7 separate regions of the Mus musculus genome follow, and all the other regions are linked to region 1. The links are chromatin loops, found by intact Hi-C in ENCODE. Cell type or tissue: left cerebral cortex. All regions are shown on one strand. Region 1 overlaps 4930480M12Rik (RIKEN cDNA 4930480M12 gene). Region 2 overlaps Kidins220 (kinase D-interacting substrate 220). Region 3 has its middle 110 kb from the start of Gm29835. Region 4 has its middle 110 kb from the start of Gm29835. Region 5 overlaps Gm29687 (predicted gene, 29687). Region 6 overlaps Gm29835 (a long non-coding RNA gene). Region 7 has its middle 25 kb from the start of Gm29968.

Region 1 (4,000 bases):
CAGTGAAAATGTGGTGAAGAAGAAGACACTGCGAATGACCCAGCTCTGTGCCTGACGGGATGAGATACTCTGCATAGATCCAAATCAAGAGATTTATATTGGCAGTCCTTGCTTTGAGACGCAGACTTAAGCACCATTTTCCTTTTCTCCAATTGTATGTACACACACACACAGGCATGCATCTTTATGTGAAGTGGACTGGTACCTCTGCATTCATTTTAGTGTGAATGTGTGAAGGAAGAACCAGTGGCTGACAGGAAGCACTGCACACAGTAATGTTTAAGTTTTCGTCTCCATTTGAATCGTGCCTGTGAGAATGTAATGAAAGCTTAAATCAAGATAAGCTGCAGTAGTCAGATTCCTGCTCACAGGAGTCAGTCTCTTTTGTTTGTAGGAGCCTTTTTCTTCAACATTGAAACGTATCGCAATGTTATTTGGCCTGTTTATTTTGGATAGACAATCTGCACAGCTAATTGTACCACCATGTTAAGTGTGTGCGAGGTGTGTGCATGTGTGTGTGGTATGATATGTCTCTGTGTGTTCATGTGTATATATCCGTGTGTCCCTGTGTACATGTGCATGTTTATGTGTATGTTTGTGTTTGTGTATGATCATGTGTTACATGTGTGTGGAGGTCAGAGGATGTAGTCATAAGTGTGATTTCTCAGGGGTCACTCACCTTGCTTTTGGAGGCAGGGCCTTTCATTGAGCTGGAGTTTGTCAAACGTGAGAAGCTGGCTAGTGACCCTCAGGGATCTTCCTGTCCCTACCTCCCCAGCACTGTGGTTACAAGCAACAAGCAGGGGCCACTGAGCCCATCTTTTCACACGGATGCTGGGGCTCAAAGCCAATTCCTTTTGTCTCTAGACTGAATGCCATATCTGCTAAGCCATATCCTCAGCACCTGCATCATGGTTTCTTTGCTTTTAAAGATTCATTTATTTTTATTATGTGTATGTGTGTGAGCCTATGTAAGTTTTTATGGACCATGTAAATGTCTGGTGCCCACAGAGGCCAGAAAAGTGTATCAAATGCCCTGGAACTGAAGCTGTAGGTGGCCACGTCCTGCCCATATGTGTGCTGGGAAGTGAACCCATGTCTTCTAACCCTTAACCATTGAATCATATGCTTAGCTCCCCATGCTAAACCATTTTTACTTAAGGAAAAATAGAAACCAGTCTTGCTTGCTGCCCTTATCCAATTGTCTAAAGCAACCAAAAAACATGTCAAGGGGGTCATCTGACCCTTCCTTCTCTCTGGAAGCTTCCATCACACAGGGGATGTCGTAGTCAAAGGGACTAAACAGCACTAATTGTAGCTATACCCCTCTTCTGTATGTCCTTACTATGTTTCTCCAGAAGTCCACCCTAAAGCAAGAAACCCCTGTGTCAAGAGAGCTGCTGGTCTTTACGGCTACAACAGACATGCCTGTTGCTTCTGACTTGTGTCTGGTCACTTTCGAGACCAATCAAGACATTTAAGAATTAAAGGCTTACTGCTTCTTCAGATGCTAATGTCTTAGAGCTTCAATAGCAGTTATAATCATGGGCTGACAAATCCTGCTTCATTAGAAAACGTTCTTTCCAGGCAACACCTACCTAAGTGTTACAGTGGATCCACAACTGGAAACACTTGGAACAGGCAGTTCATGCCAAGAAAAAAGAAGGAAAAAGATCACAATTTGGATACTTATGCATTTTTCTACATGCAGGACCTTATTTTCATATTATTTATTCATCAAGGATCAGATTATTCTAAATTTCTCTCTTTCCCTTTACATTGGAAGTTAATACAATAAAGCATTATTAAATGCACACCAACTGGCAAACTGTTCTTTGAGCATCACTGTCACCAAATTGCTCACCCCCTTCCCCAAGGCAGAGCACTAAAGCTTATACTATCTTTATTTTATTTATTTTATTTTTTTTGCTCCTATCTTAACTTTTGGGGGAAGGTTAAATTATTCTGAAAGTTCTGAGCCATCTACATATTTATTCTTTTTAAAGGTTCTGTGGTGTGTTAGCATCTGTATTGCCAGAAAACAAAATTTTCTTCAAAGTTATTCTTGGGCAGGCCTGGGACGCAACCCATATGTCCCACAGTTAGTGTAGCTCAAGGTTTTAAATTTATGCCACTTTTTCCAAACTTGACTGCAGTGTTCTTTGGTTTGGTGAATTTGTGGCGCCACCTATAGGTCAGATCTCAGAAGTTCACTTTCCTTTATCTGAAAATCATCTTTCAAGTTATGTCATTAAAATGATGGCTCTGAGGGTCTTGAAGATTTCAGACTGAATAAAAATAAATAGAATGTCCTACAGTAACAGAGGGGCATTATCAGCCAACCTAGGTCCCTAGCCTGGATGAACGAGGAAGAACAGACAAAGAAGTATTTTTCATTCCTTCTAACCTCTTTAAACATTTCCCCAGCTCCTATCACAGACTAGCTTCTTTGGGAGAGGATATGAACTTGAGCCACGGGCTCTTGGAGAGAGAAGACCTCGGTGGCTGTTGGGGGTAGTGTGTATTATATAGAAACTCAATAGAAAGCAAGGAGGGTCCAACATTCCTGTTTCCTTCCTCCCCTGTTGTCTAGATACTTGTGGTGCGGAGATTAAAATTTTCAGGGATGGAGGCCAAGGGAGAGTTTCACAGCACAGCACTCTCACTAATAAATATCTCTCTGAAAACAGCCACAGCCCTCAGAACTGTGATTGTCCTCCAGTCTCCATCCTTGTGTGTGACCACCCTTGCTCTCTAAGTAATTAGAACCATAAAACTGTGGAGAACCCAGCAGCGCTAACCTGCCTAATATGTGGGTAAGTGACAGAACTAAGTCTGCTTTAAAGCGTGGATTCAGACCCTTCTTTGCATCGTCATAACCCACATGCGGGTTGTGTGCCCAGGCCAAACCCCTCAACACACATCCATAAAGAAGATGCAATTTGCTATATATGGATTGTGTACTTGAAGAGCTTTAAAAATCAAGCCTTGGATCGAAAATAAAAATTAATTTTTAATATTTCTGTTAGTCCATCTGCCAAAATGATGCCTTCCTTTTTAATTTTTTTTAAAAAGTCTTCAGTCTAACAAAGAGCAGTTGGGCAGCTATGGATGGAAAAAAAAAACTCAGCAGTCAACTGCCTTGTAAATTAGAAGCTGTGGTTGTAAAGACGGATTTGTGCAACAGTGGGAGTGGAGAGTGTGTCTGCCTTGTAAATTTAATTAAACAGCAGGTGCAAAAATCAGGTCATATGGCTTTGATGTGCCCCGTGCGAGGATGACAACCAGACAATGATTCTAATATGAAGAAATTTGCATACATTTGCATCGGACCGCAGAGAGCGCTGGGCCCTTGCCACGTTCTGCATTTTATATCTAGGAAGTTGAATAAGATTTGAATGAACGATTTCTATTTAGACACAGCGGAAAAATACAACGAGCTTGCGGCCCTCGCACAGAAGGCCGTGTGGCCAGCAGGGAAAGCCTATGAGGGACACTCTGAAAAGCAACCGCCCGCCCTCCTTAACAGTGGCAGATGCAAAAATGCTCAAAATGGAAGGAAGGAGACAGTGGGGAGGGAAGGGGAGGGGAGGGAAATGTACTGTACTTTGATTTTTTAAGACTTTCACAGAAGGTGCCACATTGAATAAGCCCTTCCTTCGTGGCTCATTCTTTTCGCTCCCATCGTCCCTGCTGTAAATCCTTAAATATAAAAATCAGAAAGACTTCTCAAATGAAGCAAGTATCATCTTATATAATTGGCTTCTGCTTTTAAAGGAATGTCTCTTTTCCTGTCGGATTGTGCAAACCTCATCTTCCGTAGCGACACACCAGGATGTTTAGTGTAAATGATGTCCTCTGTGCTTATGTCTCCTGGCATAGATATGAAAATATTGTGAATACATAATCCTACTGCTGGCCATCAGCATTTTCTCTGGATTGTTCAGGAGAAAGCAATGATGGGGATTGAAGCCAACTGCTCCAGATGAGCTGGTGGGTG
Region 2 (4,000 bases), 1.2 Mb before region 1:
TTACACTGTGTCTGTCTTCAGACACACCAGAAGAGGACATTGGATCGCATTACAAATGGTTGTGAGCCACCATGTAGTTGCTGGGAATTGAACTCAGAACCTCTGGAAAAGCAGCTAGTGCTTTTAATCACTGAGCCATCTCTCCAGTCCCCCACCTATTCTTTTTCAAGCACAAAATTTTGTCAGAAAGGGTAAAATTTTAGAAAGAATGTGTGTATGTGTATGTGTGTGTGTGTCTGTGTGTGTCTGTCTATCTGTCTGTCTCTTCACTTGGCAGATATTTATTAAGCAACTGTGCTATGACAGAATTCTAGGCACTGGAGATGTACTAAAGTTTTGACAAAGTTGGAGTCAAAACCAACTTTAATGGAAGGGACAGTCTGGAGAGGGAGTAAGATGTTTAAGAAGATACTTGCACTAGTAGGTGTACATCTGGCGTGCAGGAGAGTAAGGACCTTAGGTCTGTCATAGAGGAATACGAGCGTCCTTCAGGTAGGCTTCCCTAAGCAAGAGAATTGTGCTGAATGCAAAGGATGACTGAGAAGTAAGTGGGTGAAGACAGGAGGAGAGAGTGTCTAGGGTTTTGTCTGTCTTTCCAAAGATATTAGTAGTAAAAAAAAAAAATGAGTTTTATGGGGCTAGAGAGATGGTGCAACAGTTAAGAGTACGTACTGAACGCCAGAGGACTCAAGTATAGTTCCTAGCACACATATGGCAGTTGACAAACTTCTGTCCCATGATTTTTTGCACTCATGTGCACATATATCAACATTCAGGCATATACACCTATAATTTATGTCATTTAAAATTACTTTTAAAATGAGTTGTGTGGTATCTTTTGTTTCTGACTCTGGCATTACAGTGGGTGGCTTTTGTTGTTTTTTCCTTCATTGCTAGTGATTGAACCTAGGGCTTTGTGGGTGCTAAGCAAGCACCCTTTCATGAAGGTACATCCCCAGCACTGAGTGGGCCTTTCTGTCTGTATTATTGTGAGGGTCGTCTGGAAGTTAAGTTTGTCTCAAGTGTAATACAGTTCCAAGGCAGATGAGAGCTTATAAAGATGTTTGGATTGCCTAGCATTCGTGAAACCCTGGGCTTGATCATCAGTGAGTGAAAATTGGGAGGTGGAGTGGGGTGGGGGGGTAAATCTTAATTTTAATTCTTTATTGGATAATCACATTATTAGATGACCAACTTCAGAAAAAATATAATGTCCGTTTCATAAGTTATACATTATGGACCTTTAAGATATAAAATTTTCCATTTAATTTTGAGCCTTACTTTGAATAGAATTGACAGGAATGACTTATGTAAATTCTGCCAAGTAATTTATTTGTGTCTTCTATAATAAAGCACTGTCATTTATCATCAAAATGCTTTAACTTACATGGATGTTGGCATTAACAAGTGCTGTTCGATCAGTGGCATCAAAAGAAACTACACTCAAGCTTCCTGGGAGCTCAGTGATGCCTGTACTGTAAAAATGCTTTCTGTGGGCCATTTAACTGCTGGCAACTTTAGTTCACATGATTCCTAGTGCTGAAAATTTAAATTTGCTCTTAATTGAAAAGTGAAGTTATTTAAATTCTTTAAATGCTAACCTTTGGAAAAAATATCTGAAAAATAAAAGCCCATATGATTTTGATGGCCCACTGCCAAAAGATTATCATTTACATAAACGTCTCTTTTAACAGAAGGGCTTAATGCATTGAGCTCAAAAGGTTAGAATAGAGACTCCAATCTGGAGAGCAGCAGTAGACGTTTGGCTTGTGAACAGCCGCATTGTTCGCCACGCTGAGAACACTGTTCGCATTCAGGCTGAAAGCAACGCTGGCATTAGGATTCGGTTAATTTGTTTCATGTGACTTGTCAGCTGTGTGTTTTTATCTAAATCTTCCTAGCCTCTTCTTTTTGTGTGTTACACTTCTGAGAAATGAACTGCCTTTTTAACTGTTTCATTTCTAGTGTTTTTTCTACGTTTGCAAATGATACCATGTGATCGTTTTCCAGGTTTTCATTACTCATTAAATGTACTTAATAATCAGTGAGGATGCTGTTTTACTTTATTGAAAGCAATGGTATCTTAAAGAGCTTTGTGCTGTGTGCATGTTTGAGTCTGTAGCAGGAGTCTGTGAGACTCACACAGAACTGCTCGCCCTGTTTTCTCACGAGCACCCATTCTTTCCTTGTTTGCTAATTTTGTTCTCTGGATCTTCCCTCAGATGACTTTTAATATCTGGCTACCAGCCAAGTACTGGGTCTCAGCAATAAAGTGCTGATCCCAAAGAAAAGATGCAGCTGTTGCTAATCTTAGGGTTCCATCTCACTTGGGAAGAGCAGGCAAATGTTCTTTCCCCTAAAATGGAGCCCTAGTGCCACCCAGGAGCACAGGCTCTTGAGTAACTGGCCAGTGCTGTGAGGAGAGCTTCTAGAGATGCTGTTACCATAGGAAACGTGTGCGGAGGCTGTGCGGTCTCATGGCTGGCGTTTGCCTAGGTCTGCAGAGCTGTCCTCCCAGTCAGAGAGGTGGCCATGCCACCACTAGGCAGGTTTCCTCCAGGTTCATCGTGGTCCTGTTACTCTCCTCCTCACCTCCCCAAGTTCCCTGGGAACTGTGATCTGCTTCCTTCACACTGGCCAGATTCCTTACTTAATATAGCTGATTATGAGGTTTGCCCCTGTCAAGTTCAACACAGTCTACTCCCTTTTCCTGTTCAGTTGTATTCTGTGATATCAGCCTCCATCCACTCTGTACCCATCACTTAGTGGACACTGGCCCTTCTCCCAATTCTCCTGTCCACCTGTTTGAGCATCTCCGTTGTGGTTTTCATTGCTTTATCTCTGGAGCATTCGCTCACACATCTCAGATCAGCTTACTTACTCCCTGGTGGTTAGTAGGGAGAACCCAGAAGAACTGGAACATTCTGGCCATTTGTTTACTTTCAAGACAATTTCATATTGATCATTGTAACATTGTCTAGTAAGTGTTTTTAATGACTAAAATTCACTTATTTTTACATTTGAGAATTTCTGATTGATTCAAAATTATTTATGGTTTGAACTCATATAAATATGAGTTTATATATATACACACACACACATACATACATACATACACATACATACAATAAAAGAGTACAAATATATTACTATATTTGATTGACTAAATCTTATCCTTTCCAGGCTACCTTCTGTGTTTTATCATATCTATTATACAATAAGCATATATTAGTTTTACAATAGAAAATAGCCTTTTATAAAGGAAAAAAAACCTGTGCTGACACTTTTTTAGTTTGTGTGATTTATTTAAAAAGCTTTTTCCCTGGGGGAGGGGGGGGGAAGAGCCACGGTGTCACATTGAAAAATCCCAGGTTGGGCCCCCAATGGAGGAGCTAGAGAAAATACCCAAGGAGCTAAAGGGATCTGCAACCCCATAGGTGGAACAACATTATGAACTAACCAGTACCCCGGAGCTCTTGACTCTAGCTGCATATGTATCAAAAGATGGCCTAGTCGGCCATCACTGGAAAGAGAGGCCCATTGGACATGCAAACTTTATATGCCCCAGTACAGGGGAACGCCAGGGCCAAAAAGTGGGAGTGGGTGGGTAGGGGAGTGGGGGGGGGTATGGGGGACTTTTGGGATAGCATTGGAAATGTAAATGAGGAAAATACCTAATAAAAATATTTTTAAAAAAGAAAAAAGAAAAATCCCAGGTCTCAGCACCAGCCTCTCCCTCATTGTGTGATATGGGTGCGCTCATAGCCCAGTTCAGTCAGCGAGCAGGAGCAGTTGGCTGTGGTGTACCTGGTGTGTCTTCCTCTTTCTCATTGTCTCTCTAGTCCACACCCATCAGTGCAGTTCTGACTTCCTCACTGTCACCTTAGTCGTCTTGGGACTGTATTATTATTTCCCTCTTTTAGGTTCTTTGAAGGATATTTTTGAAATGAGAGCCAGTGTGTAATGTGCTCCTTGTGGACAGAAGCAACAAGGTTTAAGA
Region 3 (4,000 bases), 360 kb before region 1:
CATGGTTTACAGGTTCCCTGTTTAGCTGACTCCCTTGGAAGAGTCTGTATAATACCAGATCAAGCCTCCTTAGGTCTTACTCTAAAGACTGTCTCTAAACAGAGCAAAAGAGGAGACAGGCATCTTGAAGCTGAGAAGTGGGAGGGAGAACAGAGATAAGAGAAAAAAATAGGAGTTGAAATCTGTGATGGGCAACCACAGACCTCATGCCTAGGGGATTAAAACACTCTATAGTGATTATCCCCAAATGGATTGCATTGTGTCTTTTCATTGTGATGGTGCTAAAATGGTCACCAGGAAGTCAGAAAGTCAACTTCAGGTTTTCACCAGCATTTGTGTGTACCATGGGAACCCCTCACATGACCTGCATATGTTAGCTAAATGCCCCAAACCAATGGTAGATGCCTGGCATTGAAGAGCTCTGGAGATGCCTTCCTCCTGAAGAGCCACAGTGGCTTTTCAGAAGGCCTCTCTGGGTTTTACAGTCAGAGCCTCTGAAATTCTCAGGGCCCCAGGAGTGATCTTTACAGTCGTTATCTGTGTGTTCCAGGTAGCTGATGCTCTCTTGTTTAAAATTCTCCAGTGAGATTCCAGATTTGTCAGGGTGAACTTCAAAGTCCCTGTGTCCTTTGGTTACTGTGAGCCTTTGCAGGCCTCAGCCCCCTCTCTACGTGAAATATTTTCTTTCTGGCATTTTCAAGGATGGACCCCTTCTCATGTGTGTACGTGTGCATGTGTTTTCATGTGAGTGAGTTGTGTCCTTTATCAAGTGTCCTCTAATTCCTGACCCCTGACTGTTTTGGGACAGGGTCTCTCACAGCCTGCCAAGTAGACTAGGATGGCCGACCAGTGACCTCCAGTGGTCAGCCTACTTGCCTCCCCTTCCGGAGTCTGGAGTTTTAAGTGCTTACTCTTCCCATTCTGAAACTTGTGATGGACACCAAGCTTTCGTCAAACTCAGAGTTTCTCCTGCCTCTGCCTGACAAATGCAGGCACTAAAAGCGTACACCACTCTATTTTGCTGTTTGCCCTGCTCTAACTCCCTTTATTTTATATTCTCTCTGCTTTAACAATCGATGTCTCATCCCACTTTCTCACCATGTTCCTGTTCCATCCTGTTATTCCTCCCCTCCCCTTGCCGCCATCAAGACACTGTTGGTAAGATGCTGCTTCCTGTGAGACCTGCCCTGGAAGTGAGCTGGGCTATCCCTGTTCTCATCGAAGCTTAGGCTTGCTCTGTTGCTGCTCTGGATTCTCTGGGCATTTTCTCACTTAGTTTTCTTTTGCCTCTCCCTGGTGACTTTGACTTGCATGTGCAGTCTGTGATCTAAACACAGGGCACAACTGGTGACAGAAAAAAAAGATAAACAAATAAATGTGAGATAAAGAAATAAAAGGAAACTAGGCGTACTGACATTCTAATAAAGAGGTCTCTGTACTATCTATCATGCAGAGGCCCAAAATGCTGTCATAACCTTTTGCCTCCTCAGGCTGTGTAGGAACCATGCTAACCTCAGCCTCGGCAATGTGACAGATCTTCCTGGAATAACCAGAATCAGGGGGGCTGGGTGTCTCTTGCCCACACCCAGTGCTGTGTTCGCTTTCTGTGTTTCCTGTCTGCCCACTCACGTTTGATTTGGTCTCTTTCTCATCAGTGAGGCTATTTTCTTTCACAACATATGCTTATTTTTTATTTTGCCCATCCTTTTGAAATGCTCATGTCTCTCTGACATTTGTCAAAATGGTTTAATGTTTTTTATTTTATAAATTCACGTCTTTAGAGACCTGCCCTTGCAATTTAGGGATACAACCACCAGGTGGCAGGATGGCTTTCAAACTACCAGGCTCAGCCTATTGGCTGAATTCTGTAGGAAGTAGGTGTCTACCCAACTTAAGAATGGCAGCCCCTGCAGGGCACTTCTAGGGTGAGAAGCTCAGGGAGGGAAGACAGCCATTTAGTTATGAAAATGGAGGGGAAAAAAGTCGTCTGTGCAAATGCCTGGGGTCAGCAATTTAGGAGCACTGATTACCATCCATGGCGGTCCTTCTCCTCAAGAGTTAAGTCATCTGACAAGGTGTCCTTCAACCATGTTGGACACTGCCTTGATCTCACTCAGTAGGGATGCTCCATCTCTCAAATAGCCCTTTCTAAGCAACCTTTAGCACTGCCATGTCACTGATGTCTGTCCGGGTGGGTCTTAGAGCTATTCCCTCTTATTTGCCCCCTCCTCCAAGAAATCTGTCAGAAGAAATCAAAGGAAAAATTTTAAAAAAGGCCATGGTGGCTGTGTTCCATGCAATGTTTTGTTCTGTTTCCACCAGAAGGGAAAGATTCGAAATGTCCCACCACCTGGGTCCACTTGGTTTGCCTGAAGTTAATTCACTCACCAGCTGTCAGGGCTGCTTCTGTCCTTGGGTGAGATTTGGCTTGCTCACCCACTCTTCTGAGCTGCAACTGGGCCTGGCCTCATTAGAAGCCATGTGGCCTCCATAGCTGGCACCATTACTGTCCCTGGAGTCAACCCGGATTACATCAGCCTCCTCTGATGGCCCAGAGCAGATTTCACACTTTTTTTCCTCTTTCCAATTTGTGCTGTTTGGTTGCTGCCTTTGCATCCTGGGGAGTCGCTGTGTGGTATGCAGTCAGAGGGGCTGCCATGATTCTCAGTCTTGCTCTTACAGCTCAGCCCCACTTCTCCAACTCAGTGCCCCCGGGGGACTCCAGGTGGGGGTGAGCTTACAAACACTATCCACTTTAAATTTTTTTCTGAGTAACTCAGGTTGGTACTGTAGATGGTGAGGTTTTTGGCAGACTTATACTCCCCATCCTTTCTAACAGATGCATGGGAGAATCCCAAGAGTGCACACGGGAGCATATCTTTGTTCAAAAGGCTGGGCAGCCTTCTATTGACTTGACCCACACCAGGTGGGGGATACACATAGAGGCTTTCTCATGGAGTTAATGAAGCTGAACAAGAATTTACTCGGGTCTTCTATCACATTGCTGGGTACCATTTAGATGGATTGTGGGTGATGAAAATGAGCTTGAGTTATGCATGAGAAACGTTAAATTCCAGTCTTCACTGCACCCCTGTAAATACCTGCGCTGTTTAAGAGATATAAGAATGCATACTGCAGAAGACCAACATCGCCCAACAGGTGACAGAGACTCAGAACAACACTGTTCTGGGTCTTTCTAGACCAAACCTTGCATGCTCTCCTCTGAAGCAGTTCATGTCATTCCTAAGTCTGATTGTTTTTCAGTTCATAAAAGCAAGACTTGCTTAGTATAAAAAATTCAAAGACGTAGACAAATACAGTCTTTGAACTATCTTTGGCCCATGAGTCAGTGTTAACTTCACCAAACGATTTGATGTGTCTCCATTCTGTGGTTATTGTCAGCAATATTTCTAATACACAGCTAAGTAGATCAACAGATGGGCCAACACTCAGTTAACTCTTTCTCCATTGGTCTAAATTTGAGTCTTGTCTCACACAAATGGCAATCACAGGGTAGAGTTTGAATTCCCCCTTCAGGGACTATCAGTACTTGGAATATTTCTTGGCCAATAGCCTCAGTGCATGTGAAGCTGATTTGCACACTGGCAACTCGAAGTCCTGTGTGCAGATGCCTCACTTATCTACCTGCAGAGACGATGAGAGGAAATGCGCCACAGTGTCCGCACATTCTAGGAAGAGAAGATGCCATCTTGCTGACTATATTTCTCATGGGATTGAACACCTTCTATTTTGGTCATTTAGAGACAGGTTTTTCTATTCTTACTTTTTTGGTCAGTTATATATTTTATTTCCACTGTTGGAGATTTGACATTGCTATCTTCTGACCTGTTTATACGGAGTATATAAGTAGCTGATATATTTTATATCATATATTTTATATAGATCTTGATCTTTTCCATTTTACTCTGAAACATGAGAAGGTGAATTTGTCTTTCCTGGTTCCAATGAATAACAGTCCTCTCCCACCTCTCACCACAGA
Region 4 (4,000 bases), 350 kb before region 1:
ATCAATTGACTGTAATCAGTGATGGCATCTTCTACTCTTTGTAAATTGTGTATCATTCATTCAGTAATTGACAATGAACTGATATGCTCATGCGTATCAGTACTAGGATTGTCCCTCTTTGAGGAGCTTGCTCTGAAACAACTACCTGCACACAAGTACACATACTGCTTACAAGATGCAATTGTGAAGTTTGAGTATGGCAGTGGACAGCTCTGGTGTGATCTCCCCTTCATCCATTCATAGTACCTAGTTCATGGTACTTTTCTAACTGTTTTTATTTTTCAGAAGGAAGGGCCACTCACAGTGACCTAATTTCTGTTCTGTCTGCCAGACACCTTGGCATGCTTTCTTTCCCTGTGTACAGTGCATGAAAATACAGGAAAAACAGGTACTTCTTCATACTCATCTAGGAGAGGAGACATATGCTGTGGTACCTGTGGGAGCCACACATAGCAACTTTTCAGTTTAACCTACTGTGGTATTCAGCTGGGGCTTCTCACATCTCCAGGACAAACTCTAAATTCTTTTCCTATTAGGAAGTCCAGAACATAGAGCTTTGTCCCAAGGCAAATGAAACTCAAAGAAAAAATTAATTTACGTTTCATAAACAAGTAAACCCTTTAGTACTCTGGGAAGCTCTTTGCTCCACTCTTTCTGTGATAGGCTCTTCCACCATTCCAGGACTCCAGTCATTGTGACTTCTAAAAGTCAGTCTCCCCTGGAAACATTCATGTCTTTGTCAGAAGCAACTCTAGCTCCACGGTCACTGTCTTTGGATGAAATCACAGGGAATTAAAGTTCAGCTAAGCAGCGTCCTGAACTGTGACAATATTCCCTTTTGCCGCATGTGGCCTTACTTCCAAATGCAGCATCTCTAGAAGATGCAAACAATTACGGAAAATTTTCTCTGAATTACCCTCCATTAATGCTTGCTGAAGGGCTCCCATCTCCTTCCCTGCTCTTGAACCCAACCCCAGAGCCTCTCCTCTAAACAAGAAAGGATGCCCATTTTTGATGGCTAAAGACTTTTCCACAGAGAGCAAGATAATTTGATGTAATGACTAAAGAATGGCCTCAGTGAAATTAGTTTATCTTGATTTAGTAGGTTTAAATACAAAGAAAAGATGAAGGAATTTATACAGGTTATGTGTGTGCTAATGAGATAATAAGGCTTTAATGAAAACCAAGTTATTAGTTAATCAGTTTAGCTTGATAACTACTGGTGAGCTGTGGAAGAACAAGAATAATTAAGTGACACTTAAAGGTACGAGAAGAGCGTTCGTCAGAAATTGATGTGCCTGCAGAAGGCTCCAAATGGACGACTTTCATGGTCCTCTCTATGTTGCCATGGCAACCTACTTTGGTAACGCGTATCCTCCGTGTAGGAAAACAAGGGGCAGAGTGTTCTGAGGAAGGTGCAATCCCCTTTAAGCAGATCTATAAGCATCACAGATGAACAGAACTTTCAACATTCCGCCATGAATATTCATGAAGTAAGTTGTTTTTTGTTGCCTGCCTAGTCAGCAGTCAGAAAACACATGGTGTGTGTTGGCAGCATCTTTCCTAGGTAGAGGGCTATGGACTGAGGCAATGGCAGGAACCGGGACCTGTGAGGCTGACTGACATTTCCATCTGCAGAGAAGGCTGGTAATTAACAGGAAGGAGTGTGCCTGCAGCATTACACCATCTGCTAGGGAAACGGCTCAATAAGAAAGGCGCTGGATAGCATCTCAGCAGTGGCACGATCTGGTTCCGACATGAGGCCGGGCATCTGTTAGCAGAGGAGACAGACTATTAGGAAATTCGACTGGGAATGAACAACATGGAAAGAGTACTCTGACCTAGCCCATAAAAGCAACTCTGTAGAAGCAGCGTCTTTTTTATCTTACTTACACAAGTCTTCTGAAAATGGTTTGCTGAGGGGCCATTACAGATCTGTTTGAACTAACACAATGGATTCAGAAATGCTTGTTTGATTCCAAAGTGAAATTCTGGGAATCAGGATACAGCTGTCATCTTTTGACAATAGAACTAATTTCAGAGCGAGGATATGAGGTTACATTTCTTCTTTTGTTGAGATTGGGGGATGGGGGGCAGGGTGGGGCTGTGGGAGAGAAACAAAATGATCATTTGAATGTCATACTATTCAAAGTTGAAGAGGCAAAAACCTCAGGATGCTCTGAGGGAAAGTGAGCAGGTCAGAAGTTCCCCCCCCAACCCCCGCCCCTGTTCCTGTACTTCGTCCTATCACCGTTTGCTCTTTCTGCACTGTCTACCCAGTGCAAACCTTCCTGTTGTGGGAAGTCACACCACTCACCATGGCACTGCCAGACTGCACATACCAGCATTAGCACTTTGGAAAGGGGATGTCAATGTTTGGATCAAATGGCAGCTCATGGTGGAAGTAGCAAGCTGATGTGTGCTTGGCTCCCATGTCACCTCCTATATGTCCCATAAGAGTTTTCTTCGAGAGGAGACTCCATTTTGCCAGGGGTCAGCATAGAAAATACATTCTTATCACTGATGTCATTTTTCTGTCCATAATCGTATCACTAACTTTTCAGTGACCGTGGAGAAACTTTTGACTCCAGCTCTCCGAGTCAAGTGAGAGATCAGACCTTGTCAGACCTTGGAAGCTCCTTCCCATTGACCAGGTCCACAGACTCTTTCCCACAGTCCAGCAGATGGTGGATGACTGGAAGACGTGTCTTTCTGTGTGTGCGTGTCTGTTACTAAATCAGAGCCATCCGATGCGATGGGCTGAGACCTCATGGCACCATATGGGACTGAAGAACACAGAGACCTTGGAATTTAAATTCATCTGAGAAAGACGGACACATGCTTCAAATTTAGAGCATTAGTTCTTTTATGGGGTCCTCTTGTGAATGCAGATCATCTCACTAATGCACACTGATATATAAAAGGACTGGCGACAAACTTTTTAAAATGTCATTGGTAGTAGGAGAAAGAAACAGATTAGCATTAAGTGTAATGAATGAAAACATTTTATCTAGTTGTAAAGATTTAGCACCAAGCTCTCCAGGGAGACAGGGAGAGGAAGTGATTGGTATCACATGTCAGATTCCATGATATAAACAATCTCACTGTGGCCAAGTATACGCAGTGGATGGCTGCGGAGGAGAGAGTTGAGAATAGATGCCTTTAAAACCAGGATGTGGGCATATGAAACCCCTGACTTTATCTTTAAGGGCCTTAACACACATGATTTGGTAACATCATTTAACTGAACTTGACCCCTTTTCTCTGTATTGAGAACCTATCTAGGCACTTATATTCAACAACAGCCACCCATGTGCCCTGAGTCATATGATCTCCTTTATAACCTTGCTGCTACACCAAGAAATGGAAACGAATTATCTAATGTGACATAGGCTATACCATTTAGCTTGTGGGAATTGTGCTCTATTATGTTCAGGCTAGTAGGTCTCTCACATTTTAGGAATTTGTTTTTGAAAGAAACCTGCTTATCCTATCTATGGAACCAGCCATGGAGAGGCAGGTACTTACTCGAATTTCTCTTTCTATTCTGCGCTGCCAGCTGCACTTGTGCCTTCTACCCATTTCTATTCCAATTGAGAACTGTCTCAGAGTCTTCACTCAAAATTCCTCCTGAGCATACCACAGCTGCTCTGACTGCATCCCCAAACATCTCTCTTTCCAGTGGGGTTTTGGGACTGGGTTTGCCCTTCATAGCATCACCACAGGATCCTGGGCTCCAGTGTATACTTTAGGAGCCCAGAAAACATCACTTGGTCATCGTAGCATATTATAGTGAGCTAGGAGAGTCATTTCAATGGTCTGAGCAGCAGAATGTGCCACGGGAAGCCAGGTGGCATTGCAGAAAGATTAAATAGAGTAAAACTCTGTTTCTAGAGCCCCCATTCAGTCACCGAGTCATGTAAGTCTTGACTCGTATTTGGTTTTGCCATCTAGAGGAGAAATGTCACCACTCTCAGCAGAATCACACTGGTGTTTGGGT
Region 5 (4,000 bases), 130 kb before region 1:
CTGCTCTTTCAGAGAACTTTTTGCAGCCTATGAAAAAAGTAGTAGCCAGGGCCCCCACAACCACATGCATCTGAATTCTGTACTTAGCCCAAGAAGCCTGGGGCAGATTGTTGCCCCCTGAGTCTCCAAAGAACAGATATTTTATCTGATGTCTTGCTTATTGCTTGTTTATACAGCGTATTATGTAGTTCAGGCTGGCTTTGAGCTTGCTATGTACTAAAGAATGACCTTGAATCTCCTCCTGTCAACATCTCCCCAGTGCTAGGATTATAGCTGTACATTGCTATATCCAGATTATACAGATTTGCCCCGGGGGCTTAGTGCATGCTAAGCAAGTACTCTACCAACTGAGCAAAGGTTGCTGGACATTTTGAAAATCATCTAGTTATGAGCTGAGGTCTTAGGTAGCTTAATCTGAATTCCCAAGCCGCAGAAACCATGCTATCATAAATCGTGATTATTAAGTTTGTGGAAACTTATGACATAGCCATCAAAAGCAAATGTAACCAACCTGAAACAAGATTCCCCCAATTTGCACATGGAAACAGACGCTGAGCTTTCATTCTTCTGAGACCCTGCCTCTAGAGAATCCTTGTGGGTTCTGAGCCCTGGAGAGACAGAAGACTATAAGTTAGTTCGGAAATATCTTCTGAGGACTGAGCTACCTCTACTAGGAAATGAAGTGCCTGCTTGCCTAGAGGAGCTCTTCAATTCGTCAAGGACACTCAAGTTCATCCTCAAGTTCTTTTAATCTGCTCCTGCTTCAGAGCTGACTCCCAAGGACCTTGAAGCAGAGCCCAGGCCTTCCTGCTATCTCCAAGCCCGTGTAGGTGACACTCTTTCCACCTCTGCTGAGTCCAGGCCAGATCCCACCCAGTTTGTCACTGCCATCATAATCTTTATTTACTGGCTTTCCAAGGTTCAAAAGAAGGGAATGGAGTATTCCCAAGTTTTGCATGCTTATGTCACACCAGTGGTGTTTTGTTTTGTTTTGTTACATGATAAATTAGTAACTTCTCAGGCACATTTGGTGAGCCGATGAAAAATGGGTTTTCCCAATGCACTGAACAAACACCGTCTTCTGGATGTCTATCTCCCATACTCCACTAGCTTCAACACAGCACAGGTTTATTGACGGATGAGCTGCGAGCTCCGTCTGAGTGATTGCTTCATCCATTACACCATGCTACATTTCATCCAACCCTGGCTGCTTCCATAGCCCAAAGACTTATTGGAATCGGTTGTTTCCGGCTCATAAAATATAAATGACTTAGAGGGGGAAAAGATTATTGTACCAAGAACTCGACCAGCCTTTGAAGCTGCATCCTTAGTTATCTGTTGAAATTCATTTCATATTTCCATCATTACCTCAGTGTGTGTTGGGTCCCACTATAGAGCAGAAATATACAATCTGCTCAGTAAGGCAGTTTGTAAGATGCTGGTGTGAAACAATGTTTTCAGTGTTATGGTTTGTTGACTGTTGCTTCTTTTTCTAAGAAACTACACCCATAAAACAGAAAGTTTGTTCGGGAGTATGAATTCTCAAGTGAGCTTTAAAAAGCAATCTGATCTAAAACCTTAATTCAACCATCCTGTCTATCAATACACCACCCACACTTTATCCACACACCACCCACACTGTATCCACACACCACCTATGCCTTATCCACACATCACCTTGCCTTTATCACTACCTACATGCCACACAGTAGACATGTTAACATGGGAGATTGATGGACTGTCTGAAGCTACACAGCTGAGACAGTGCACAGAAACCAGAAGCTGGGATTGGAGCACCTTCTAGATGGGCCATCAGCCCTTTGTGTCAGAGCCTTGTGTACTTCAGGGGTGGTCACCTTTGCTCTACACAAGGAGGCATGAAGGGGTGGAGGATTTCATTGAGACACTTGCATTCTCTGGGGTCTAATATCCCTCTTTTCGCTTGGAATTATCTTTAGGTTTGGATGTTCATGTGGATTGCAACTCCCCCCCCCCAGGTTTTGCCTCATCTCCATTGTGTCACGTACACCATTGTGTGTTATTCCTGTTAAAATTAACATATCCCCCCCCTCTCTCTCTCGTGTGTGTGTGTGTGTGTGTGTGTGTGTGTGTGTGGCTGTTTTGTTTTTGTTTTTCAGAATAAGAGTTACAACTGTGCAGTTTAGGTACCCGACTACCATTTACTTCCCTTGCAGATCTCCCCTCGTCTCTTCTCTCATGGGCCTACTGGTGCATAACATGGGAAAACACGCAGTTCAATGCTTATAAAGAGTTCAACCTCTCACTCAAGACTTAATCTTTGCAAGAGTCTAGAGAGACACTCTGCAGGCATGCACAAATAGCTCAGGCATGGTCTCTGCAAACGGATGGCCATAATAGGAAGGCTGTGGAAAAAGCCAAAGCTGAGATCAACAAGAGGAGGTGCGAGATGGATGCAGCTCCACTCCGAGGGGACTCAGAATGGTGCAAGTTTCCAGCAGAAGGTGCCATTTGAGTTGGCGCTCAAAGGATGCGTGGGGATTGATGCAGAAATGGACACACTAATCCAGGCTGAGAGAGTCATATACAGAGCAGGGCAAGAAGCAGAAGTAAAACTTAACTATTGTTCCTTTAACAGGCTCTGTGTGCTGGGGTGCTATCCTGCTTGGTTCTCTGCTGGTAGACCTGGAGCTCAGCTGGCCATGTAAATGCAATTCCAATTTCCATCTCCCGCCCCCCCAAAGCCTTCTGCCTTCCCAGCACATATTTCTGTGTTCTATGGATACTGTCTAAATCTATTCACAAACACTCTGGTGTTCTTAATCACACCAAAGATGAGGTGCAAGTGCTGAGGTTGAGCCAGGGTAGCCAGGAACTGGGGAACAGAGTAGAAATCAGTATAGGAGTCCCAGGGTTGTGGTCTATCCTCACTGTAGTGAAGAAATGAGGGTGGATGGGAGGGGAGGTAGGATGACACCCTACCCACTGTGCCTCTATCCAATTCTATGTGAATCTAGCTGGAGTCAACTCTTCTTGGATCTTTGCATTTGCTGGACATAGCCAACCTGAGTGATTTAAATTACCTTTTCCTTAGGAGCCATTCCAGGTTGGACAGCATTAGCCCTGAGAACTTTTCCATATACACTAAGAAAGAGGCACTGAGAAAAGATTCTGGACTTACTAACACTGCATACTGTCAATAAATAATTACTGAATGAATTTACAAGAGGCTCTTGGAAACAAACTCCTACACTGCCGTCTAAAGAATCATGCAAACAGGAACTGAAAAGCTTTAACAAAACAGCTCCTAATTCCATCAAACAAACATGTTCAGCCGCTAGAATGAGAAAGGTCAAATACAGAGTCACACTCCTCTTAGAGGTTTCACTACTGAACGCACAATGAGAACCTTGCAAGCTCTTCTGTAACATAGCCACATTCCCATGAGCTGTGTCCTGGCTTCATCTTCATGCCACCTGGGGCACCTTGCTGGCTCTGACTTTAACTCTGGCATTAACACACCTGTTCTGCCACCTGACCCACTACTAGTCCAGTTTATTTCATCCAAAATCTCAAAGCTATCTTGCTTTAGGTCTTTCATTTTTATTCTCAACTTTCTCTCTCTTATTCTCAACTCTCTGTCTATCTCTTTTGTGTTCTCTTTGAATATAAAGAAGTAGCTATTTTAAATCTAGATATATTAATATGTATCTAAGTATGTATCTTAATTATGAGAATTTTATGATATATATGTATATAATTAGATGATAGAAAAATGGAAACTAGAGAGAGAGACGATAGTCAGTAGATTGATTGACAATAGTAGATGGATTATAGATGAAAGATAGATGAATAGACAGATGGGAAATAGATAGATAAATGATAGAGAGATAGACAATAGATAGAGACATAGATAGAAGATAGATAATAGACATAAAATGATAGGTAGATAAACTATATATATATATATATATATATATATATATATAGATAGATAGATAGATAGATAGATAGATAGATA
Region 6 (4,000 bases), 240 kb before region 1:
CTTGAGGAAAATACAGAGAATTGGTGTCTCCTTGCCTCCATTATTTGGAGGTTGTGAGGTATCCCTACATCAGATTCCTATTCTTGTCCCTAAAATTTGTTATAAATGTCAACAGAAAACAACACTAGTCTGGTCAGTTGTTCTTGTTGTTATTGTGGTGAGATGTGTGTGTGTCTTGGCTTTTTTGTTTGTTTGTTTGTTTTTCAACGTTTCCACTTTTCAGTAATGCAGAAGAAAGTTCAATTAAAGTATTACCTTGACCAGATTGGTTTGTGGTTGAGTCTGTGATAAATTGTCTTGACTGATTATTAATGTGGGAGGACCCAGAACACTGTGGCTGGCACCATAGCTGGCTAGATGGGCCTGGGATATCTACATGAAAGCTGGCTAAGCAAACTAGAGAGCAAGGTTACATGTCCCTCCATGGTTTTTACTTTATTTTCTGTTTGAAATCCTGCCCTGACTTCCTTCAGTGATGAACTCTGACATGGAAGTGTAAGCTAAATTCTTTCTTTGCTTGAGTTGGTTTAGGAGGGGGCATTCATCCCAGCAACAGAAGGAACCCAGAACATGCACCTTAACGCCCACACTCTGAGCACTGAGTAAGCTCCAGGAGGCATAGTTGCTACTTCCCACTGAAACAGCTGGGGCCAGGCCAACTGCGTTCTTCAGTAGATGGACTCCACAGGTAAAGCAAAGCCTTCTGGGCTTTCCTCTGTACTCTGTACTCTTTCAAAGGGTTCTACCCCTGTTGGTGTTTCATGTCATAACCAAAACTGTCAGGAATGCAGGATGTGTAATTTGTCTTCTTGTAAACTAACAGTTTTAGTCAACCACCATTTAACCGATGCTATAAAAACAATTGAATAAGCATATAAATGTGTGTGTGTGTGTGTGTGTGTGTGTGTGTGTGTGTGTGTGTGTATAAGCAAGATGGTTCAGGGTCACAAATGAAGGCTGTACCAGAATGTCAGCATATCAGATCAGTTGCTGGAGAAGTATCCCTCAAGTAGCAATGAAGAGAGAGCTGGTTGGCCCCTGACAATACCATGTCTACTTTTATAGAGTGACTACTTACTGAGGCCATCTGAATGTTTTACAGTGGGCAGTAAGCATGCCTTTTGTTCCAGAGTGAGAGAGATGTTGTCCCAGTTGCCCAAGGTTGTTTACTGTACAGATGTCTTTGAATAAATGGTCCGATGCTCCACAGTTCCCACCTCTCTCTTAAATCATGAAGAAATGCAGAAGAGTGATGGAAAGTTGTCCCCCACCAAACCTCATGGTAGAAGACACGGCAATAAAATGTGTCTGGAGATCCAAGGTGGACACACTTGGAAGAGTTCAAATGAGAGAAAGGAGCTAACTAGTGTGGAGATAGAAGGGAAGCAGAAAACGAGGCAGAGTCCTCTTGTAAACCCTTGCAGAAAATCACAAAGGAAACTGAAATTCAATTTCCTGATTTTTACTTTATGAGGTGTAAGTACCAAAAAAAAAATTACCTGATCATGCAAAATGCTATTAATCTAAACACAGGTGTAATTCGTGTTTCACTGTCACCGCTCAAATCAAATTTAGGGTATCCTACTCTTTCTGTGACAGAAAGGGCAATGATTTTCACTATTGTAGGCAAAGTAATTGCAATCAAAATGGAGATTCCAGGACTTGGCTTCAATAACATGTTGATGATATCACCTGCTCTTCATTTCAGATTAATCAGGGAGACAGGACTGCACTACCACCAGGAAGGGAGCTGTGAGAGTAGATGTTTATCTTGGTGCGGAGGTTAGACTTCCACAGTGAAGCTGACTGTTGGCCTCCACAGCACCAAGGAGAAACCTCTACCTTGGTGTCGAGGGTGGACCTTTATCACAGATCTGAGGATAGACCTCTAACACAGCATTGAGGATAGACCTTTACCAAAGTGCTGAAGATATACCCCCACCTCAGAACTGAGGGTAGACCTCCCACCCACAAGGTAGAGATAGGCCTCTACCACAGTGCTGAAGCTAGACCTCAACCTCAGAGCTGACCTCTACAGCAGAGTCATGGGATATGTTGGCTGTATTGAAGCAATTATAAGGCATCTGTTCCCCTTACTTAACTAGAGACACAATTTAAGTTAAGGAGCTGTCATATTCCTTAGCACTTTAAAAACTAATATTTGTCACAGGAAACTTTGGAGGGGAAGAATTCTGATGCTTATAACCCTGCCTGAATTACAGTGTGACTGAACCGATCGCTTCTGTGTGAGTTCAGCCTTATACCCGCATTCCCATCTTTACTTAAAATAAGGACTGCACTTCCATATATGAGATGCAAGGCACAGAATGTTGTCTGAGTGTTTCCAGAGAGGAAAACTGGTCTCATCTCCCTGTGGCAGTGTGCCTGTGAGGCCTGTGCAGTCCCAGCCCTGCCGAAGATTCAGAAGGGCAACCAACCTTTAGAGCAGAAGTGAGAACTATTTTTATACTGCAAAAGTCTTGGTTTTATGTTTATTTGTAAAATTCTGGCAGCTATTTTGAGATGTTTCTGAGTTGCAATAAGAAACATTATGTCCATGAATTTGAAAAAAGAGGGAAAAATTAAAAATAAGAACGATTTTAGCGTATGGATTTTTTTGAAAAAATTCAAATTCATTATCAAACAGATTTTGATATTCTTGTGTGGGTTGTGTGGGGGATGTGTCTCTCCTTGCTGGCTGTTTCTGGAAGATGCTTAAGGGGGAAAATAACAATCTTTTTAAAAGATTCTGTGTTCTAGTTTTACAAAGTACATTTTTAAACTTGTTTTTAAAAAAAAGTTTGTCTGCAAAGATGATGGCTTCACACTGACTGAAAAGGAGAGAGCTAGAGGCCAGTGGAATTCTGGGGTGAGATACACATGAAGACCAAGAACAAATAATTCCCAGGGGCTTTGGAGACAAGTAATGAGAATGGATGACCTAATTTCTTCAGTACAGACAATGTTGCCCTCCAGTGCTGTAGTATAGGTCTAGCCTTAGCATTGTAGCAGTGGTCTATCCTTAGCACTGTAGTAGAGGCCAACCTTCAGTTCCATGGTGGAGGCCTAGCCTCATAGGCTCTTTCTTGGTGATGCAGGAGTCCTGCCTCCCTGACTGGTTTGAAATAACAAGCAGGTGATATCATCAGTCTATTATTGATCTTTCTGGCTCTAAATTTAGACGGGCCACTTGTGTGGCTTTGACTCCTCACTTAGACTTTCAAGGTCTGGATGAGACTTTAGGTTGGGTTAGTAGATGTGTATTTAAAAATCAGGGGCTAGGGATATTGTTTACCCAGTGAAGGCATTGTCAGGTAGTCATGGAGACCTGTGTTCTACCTTCAATACATGCAGGAAAGCCTGGTGTGGTGGCATGCATCTGTAGTCCCAGCACCAGGGATATAGAGACAAGTGAGTCATGGGGGTTTACCTGGCAGTCAGCCTATTTGTTAAACCTCAGTCCTCTATTAGGCAGCCATGTCTCAAAACACAATTTGTACAGTTCCGAGGAATGATATACCTGAGTAATACGTCTGAATTCCATAAGCACACCTATAGAAACATAGACACAGACACACAGATACACACACACACACACACACACACACACACACACCCCTACACTAAGGACCATGTATATGCAGAAATAAATATTGTTAAGGGTCATATTACATTCAGTGGACATAATAATATTAGCTACTAATAACAACTACTATTTCACCTGAATGCATCCCAGGTACCAAGCTTTTTTAAAATCAACCCTATGTGTGAATGTTGTGGATAATCACAGCAGCCATGTTTTTTCTGTGAAAAAAAAAATGAAACAAACAAAAAAAATATTACTTCCAAGTGAAATGTGTTGAGTGCAAAATTAGTTCTGTCTGGATTCTAAATCCACTCTTGTTTTGTTATTACACATTCTCGTGGTCTTTGATTCATCCCTATCACGAGTTCTTAAAAAAAGAAAGAAGAAGAAGAAGAAGAAGAAGAAGAAGAAGAA
Region 7 (4,000 bases), 51 kb after region 1:
AGGTCTAAATCTGGAGTTGACAAGATTAGCTATCAGTCTATTCTATCCACTAGTATTTGTGATCCTGACCCCAACACATAATTAGCCTTATCAGGGACTAGACACACACACACACACACACACACACACACACACACACACACACACACCTGACAGTGAAATGATCACATTGCTTCCCTCAGTCTCTGTTCTGGTTTCCTATTGCTGTGAGAAACACTCTGACCAAAAGCAACGTGAGGAAGCCAGGGTTTGTTTCATCTCACAACTCCAGACCGTAGTCCATTAGTGAGCCACGACCAGGAGGGAGCTTGGGACAGATCTGCCTGCAGTACCTCTAACCAAGGAACTCACTGCACAGCCAAGGAGGTACAGCTGAACTAGAGAGAATGCTGCTGGTTAGCTCGCACAGAAGCTAGCCTATACTCAGCTTTCCTATCAGTTTTAGGACCTCCTACTTGGAATGGTACTGCCCACAGCTGACTGGAACCTCCTATGTCCACTCACAGTAAGACAACCCCACAGACATGTCCACACACCAATCTGATTAAGGTCATTCTTTTATTGAAGCTTTTATTGTAGACTGTCTCAAGTTGACAATTAAAGCTAACCAGGATAACCTCTCCTAACTTATGTGTGTTTCTTTCTCTCTTTATGGTGTATATATAATTACTTAAGTTCTATGGTCATGTGTTCATCTGAGTGTGCTCTTTACTGGCGTATGCAACCTTTCTATTCACCTCAAACTCTGACTCTTTGTTTATATATTTCATGATGTGCCAACTTTCCATTGAACACACACACACACACACACACACACACACACACACACACACACACACACACACACACACCTGCCAAACCCAAGGACCATTTCAGAGTAAGGTAGGAGAGGTGACATATATAACTGTCACAGGGGTATGGCCAGACACGTGGGTCATGCTTCAAAGTCCAGCAGTACATAGGAGACAAGCAGACCTCCAAGAATTCACTAGACAGCCAGCTTAGCCTGCTTAGAGAGCTCTAGGCCAGGGAGAGTTCCTATCAATAAAGGGGGAGGGAACAGCAGCTCTTGGGACATAAGCCTGAACCTTACCTCTGGCATCTGCTTGCATGGGTACACACCTGAACCTGTATACACACACACACACACACACACACACACACACACACTCATGTTTCAGTGCTGTAAATAGAGACCTGGGAGGAGCCTTAGATACTGTTGCTATGGATGCCAAGAGCCAATCTATAGGTGACTGAGCTTTGCAAGCTACGGGGCACAAGGCAAAAAATAGCTTTTCCTCTTGGCCACATTGCCCACACCTGGACTCAGCTGGATCTCTGGGAGATGTAGCCCTAACGGGAGCTTCTCGCTAATGTGAGCCTCAGGAGAACTGAGGCAGGGGTTCTGGGCAAGAGCTCACCAATAGCAAAGTCCCCTTGTGCTCCCCTGAGGTCAGTAGCCAGGGAGACAAGAGGGCATTTGCTCTCATGTTGGTCACATCATCCTGAGTGGGAACCTCCCGGCCTGGTGGGAAGGGACAGAATCGTGCTGCCGTAGGGGAGGGGTCATTAGCAGCTATGGGTTGCCGGGATGGTTACCTTTTCCAAAAGGCCTGAAGTGGAATGGGGGTTGGGGTCTGGCGAAGCTGGGGTTCAGTGTGTAAGGACTTGCTGGTAATTTACAGTCTTTCAGGAGCCTTGCATTCTTCTCAGAATTTTTTCTGCCAAGTTTTTGTTTCATATTGGGCCTTTTCTCTTTTTGGGTAAAAATATCTCATGGCTGGCCCAGGCCCTGGAAACCACAGGGTTTCCTACAGCAACAGTGCCACCTGCTGTTGAGAACAAAGCTGGTGATTTCTCCAAGGAAATTCTCTATGGGGTCCAGGAGGAGTTCAGGTTTCCTGTGTTGGTAAGGGGAAATGGATTCATTCAGCAGGGAATAAATACTGCTGTGCTGAACAAGCAAAGCCAAACGGAGGGAGGTCAGGGGTAGGCAGAAGAGGGGACTCATGGGAAGTGTTTTCAGGATTGAAAAGAAAAGTGCTCTAAGGAGTCCTGTGACCCAAAGGAGCCAGCCTTAGATTTGATCTTCCAAAAAAAGTTAAACAGAGGCAATCCTTCCTAGTGAGAGCCAGGAGAAGTAGGGGCTGGTGAACCCCAGCTGTGTGTCCACCCTTGGAAGCCAACAGCAAGCTGTTTAAGAGAGTGCTGCTCCTTAGAGAAGGCACCCCCACAGTCACCAATTCCCAGGTAGGGACTTCTGAGCCCTGCTTGTCTATCTGTCATACGGGGAGAGTGAGCTTCTACCCTCTTTCCTTCTGTATTCATGGAGGTTTCAGGCCACCATTGGACTTCCATTGCCATAGTCCCCTGATTTCCTTAAAACACTATGAACCATAACATCCATAGGCATTCAGCTTCGATGACTATGTTCAGTTTGCTTTCTGCTTGGGGGAAGAATTCTATCATTCTTTTACTTCACCTTAATTTTTAATGAAGGCAGGATTTGAAAATTATGATCTAGGGAGCCTTCCCCTTAAGGTTTTTAAAATAGGAGGACCAGTAAGATGCCCCCCTGTCCAGGTGGTTATGGAAACACCTTCAAAATGATCATTTCTGCATTTCAGCTTTCTCTTTTGTTGCCAGCTTGACAAGATCTGGACTCTTCTTTGGGACAAGCATCCAGGCATACATACCTGTGAGGAATTACTTAGCCTTTTGACATACTTGGGGGTGACTGGGTTAGTAAGGGTGGCAGGAGTCACACTTAAGGTCTTAAGACTGTATAAAAGGAGAAGGGTGAGCTGAATGCAGGCATTCATTGCTCCTTGCTTCCAGGCTAGATATATCCAGTTGCCTTAAGCACACACTACATTGACTTCTCTGACATGCTGGAATATACTTTTGAACATCAAGTCGAAATAAACCTCTGCCCACTTGAGTTTCTCTTGTCAGAGTATTTTATCACAGAAACATCATAAGAAATGAAGCCCAGCTTTTATTTAGAACCTGGTCCATTCAGTACGTGCCACTAATCTCTAACGATGCACGTTTTAGGGCAGAAATGATCTGGAGTCTATGGGTGCTAACAGCCATCACTGTGTGTATATATACTAAGAATTCAGAGTAGAATTAAAGTATTAGCTATGTTTTGTTGCTATGAGAGAGAGAAAAAGCATGACCCAAGACAGTTTACAGGGAGTTTATAATTATGGGGAGTCATGGCAGCAGGAAGAGGAAACTGAGAGATCCCATGTCAATCATACACACACAGGAAGTAGTGAGAACAAACTAGAAGTGACGTGAGACTATGGGTAGTCAGGGTTGTATCCAAATGGCATGCTTCTTCCAGCAAGACCACACCTCTCCAAGGTTCCAGAAACTTCCCAAACCGCACTGCCAATTAAAGACGAAGTGTTCAGCCACAGGAGCCAATGGGGGTCACTTTCTCATTCCAACAACCAGCCCAAGAATGCTGAGTACATCTCAGTTAAAGTTTTTATTGCTCTGAAGAGATACCATGACCATGGCAACTTCTATAAAAATAAAGCATTTAAATAAGGCTGGCTTACAAATTCAGAGGTTATCCCATTATTATCACAACTGGAAGCATGGTGCTGGAGAAGGAGCTGGTGGTTCTCCATCTGAATCTGCAGGCAGCAGGGAGAGAGAGGGAGCCACTGGGCCTGGATTGAGCTTCTGAAAGCCCACCACCCTGAGCAGAGTGACACACTTCCTCCAATCAGGCCATGCCTACTTCAACAAGGCTACATGTATGTCCTAATCCTTCCGAATAGTGTCACTCCCTACGAACCTAGGAAGGGCATTTTCATTCAAACTACCACAGATACTTCATTCATATAATTCTCTCCCACCCCCAAGAAAAACATCCTACAAGGGAGACTAATTTCCAAGTTGGAAATACATCCCCATTTATTTATGAAGGGATGTCGGAGATGTAAATGAACCCCATAAGCAGTTTGCAGTGCTGGGCAAACAT

Evidence for each region. Hi-C counts contacts between places; a loop is a spot of excess contacts. Peaks named below come from ENCODE experiments on the same cell type or tissue, not always from the same donor. Only the 100,000 strongest peaks of a DNase experiment are listed, where the experiment ranks them.
Region 2: it touches region 1 in a loop (3-fold over the local background); 9 of 42 quality-filtered maps call a loop at or near these places.
Region 3: a loop joins it to region 1, with 2.9 times the contacts of the local background. A loop is called at or near these places in 15 of 42 quality-filtered maps.
Region 4: it touches region 1 in a loop (3-fold over the local background); 15 of 42 quality-filtered maps call a loop at or near these places.
Region 5: a loop joins it to region 1, with 9 times the contacts of the local background. A loop is called at or near these places in 6 of 42 quality-filtered maps.
Region 6: a loop joins it to region 1, with 1.9 times the contacts of the local background. A loop is called at or near these places in 3 of 42 quality-filtered maps.
Region 7: a loop joins it to region 1, with 2.1 times the contacts of the local background. A loop is called at or near these places in 2 of 42 quality-filtered maps.

The regions. Positions count from the first base shown.
Region 1 is chr12:26,224,420-26,228,419 of GRCm38, forward strand. All of the region lies in intron 2 of 4930480M12Rik (RIKEN cDNA 4930480M12 gene), which reads left to right. Among named protein-coding and RNA genes, the nearest start is that of 4930480M12Rik, 15 kb to the left of the region's middle. In left cerebral cortex, a CTCF peak has its summit at 2,192 (motif pointing left); DNase peaks (open chromatin) are centred at 2,152 and 3,461; H3K27ac peaks cover 1,733 bases.
Region 2 is chr12:25,032,401-25,036,400 of GRCm38, forward strand. All of the region lies in intron 22 of Kidins220 (kinase D-interacting substrate 220), which reads left to right. Among named protein-coding and RNA genes, the nearest start is that of Gm36236, 59 kb to the left of the region's middle. In left cerebral cortex, no CTCF peak of the experiment used is centred here; DNase peaks (open chromatin) are centred at 1,789 and 2,276; H3K4me3 peaks cover 407 bases; H3K27ac peaks cover 1,055 bases.
Region 3 is chr12:25,862,754-25,866,753 of GRCm38, forward strand. No RefSeq gene overlaps it. Among named protein-coding and RNA genes, the nearest start is that of Gm29835, 110 kb to the right of the region's middle. In left cerebral cortex, CTCF peaks have their summits at 823 (motif pointing left) and 1,813 (motif pointing right); a DNase peak (open chromatin) is centred at 1,734.
Region 4 is chr12:25,869,694-25,873,693 of GRCm38, forward strand. No RefSeq gene overlaps it. Among named protein-coding and RNA genes, the nearest start is that of Gm29835, 110 kb to the right of the region's middle. In left cerebral cortex, no CTCF peak of the experiment used is centred here; a DNase peak (open chromatin) is centred at 1,577; H3K27ac peaks cover 790 bases.
Region 5 is chr12:26,096,885-26,100,884 of GRCm38, forward strand. Gm29687 (predicted gene, 29687) reads right to left here. Exons shown (of 5, transcript NR_131149.1): 4 at 512-608. Among named protein-coding and RNA genes, the nearest start is that of Gm29687, 110 kb to the right of the region's middle. In left cerebral cortex, no CTCF peak of the experiment used is centred here; a DNase peak (open chromatin) is centred at 2,498; H3K27ac peaks cover 924 bases.
Region 6 is chr12:25,980,363-25,984,362 of GRCm38, forward strand. It overlaps Gm29835 (a long non-coding RNA gene), which reads left to right. Exons shown (of 6, transcript XR_381359.2): 2 at 1-688. Among named protein-coding and RNA genes, the nearest start is that of Gm29835, 3.3 kb to the left of the region's middle. In left cerebral cortex, no CTCF peak of the experiment used is centred here; DNase peaks (open chromatin) are centred at 2,400 and 2,655; H3K27ac peaks cover 1,229 bases.
Region 7 is chr12:26,275,642-26,279,641 of GRCm38, forward strand. No RefSeq gene overlaps it. Among named protein-coding and RNA genes, the nearest start is that of Gm29968, 25 kb to the left of the region's middle. In left cerebral cortex, a CTCF peak has its summit at 1,824 (motif pointing left); a DNase peak (open chromatin) is centred at 1,798.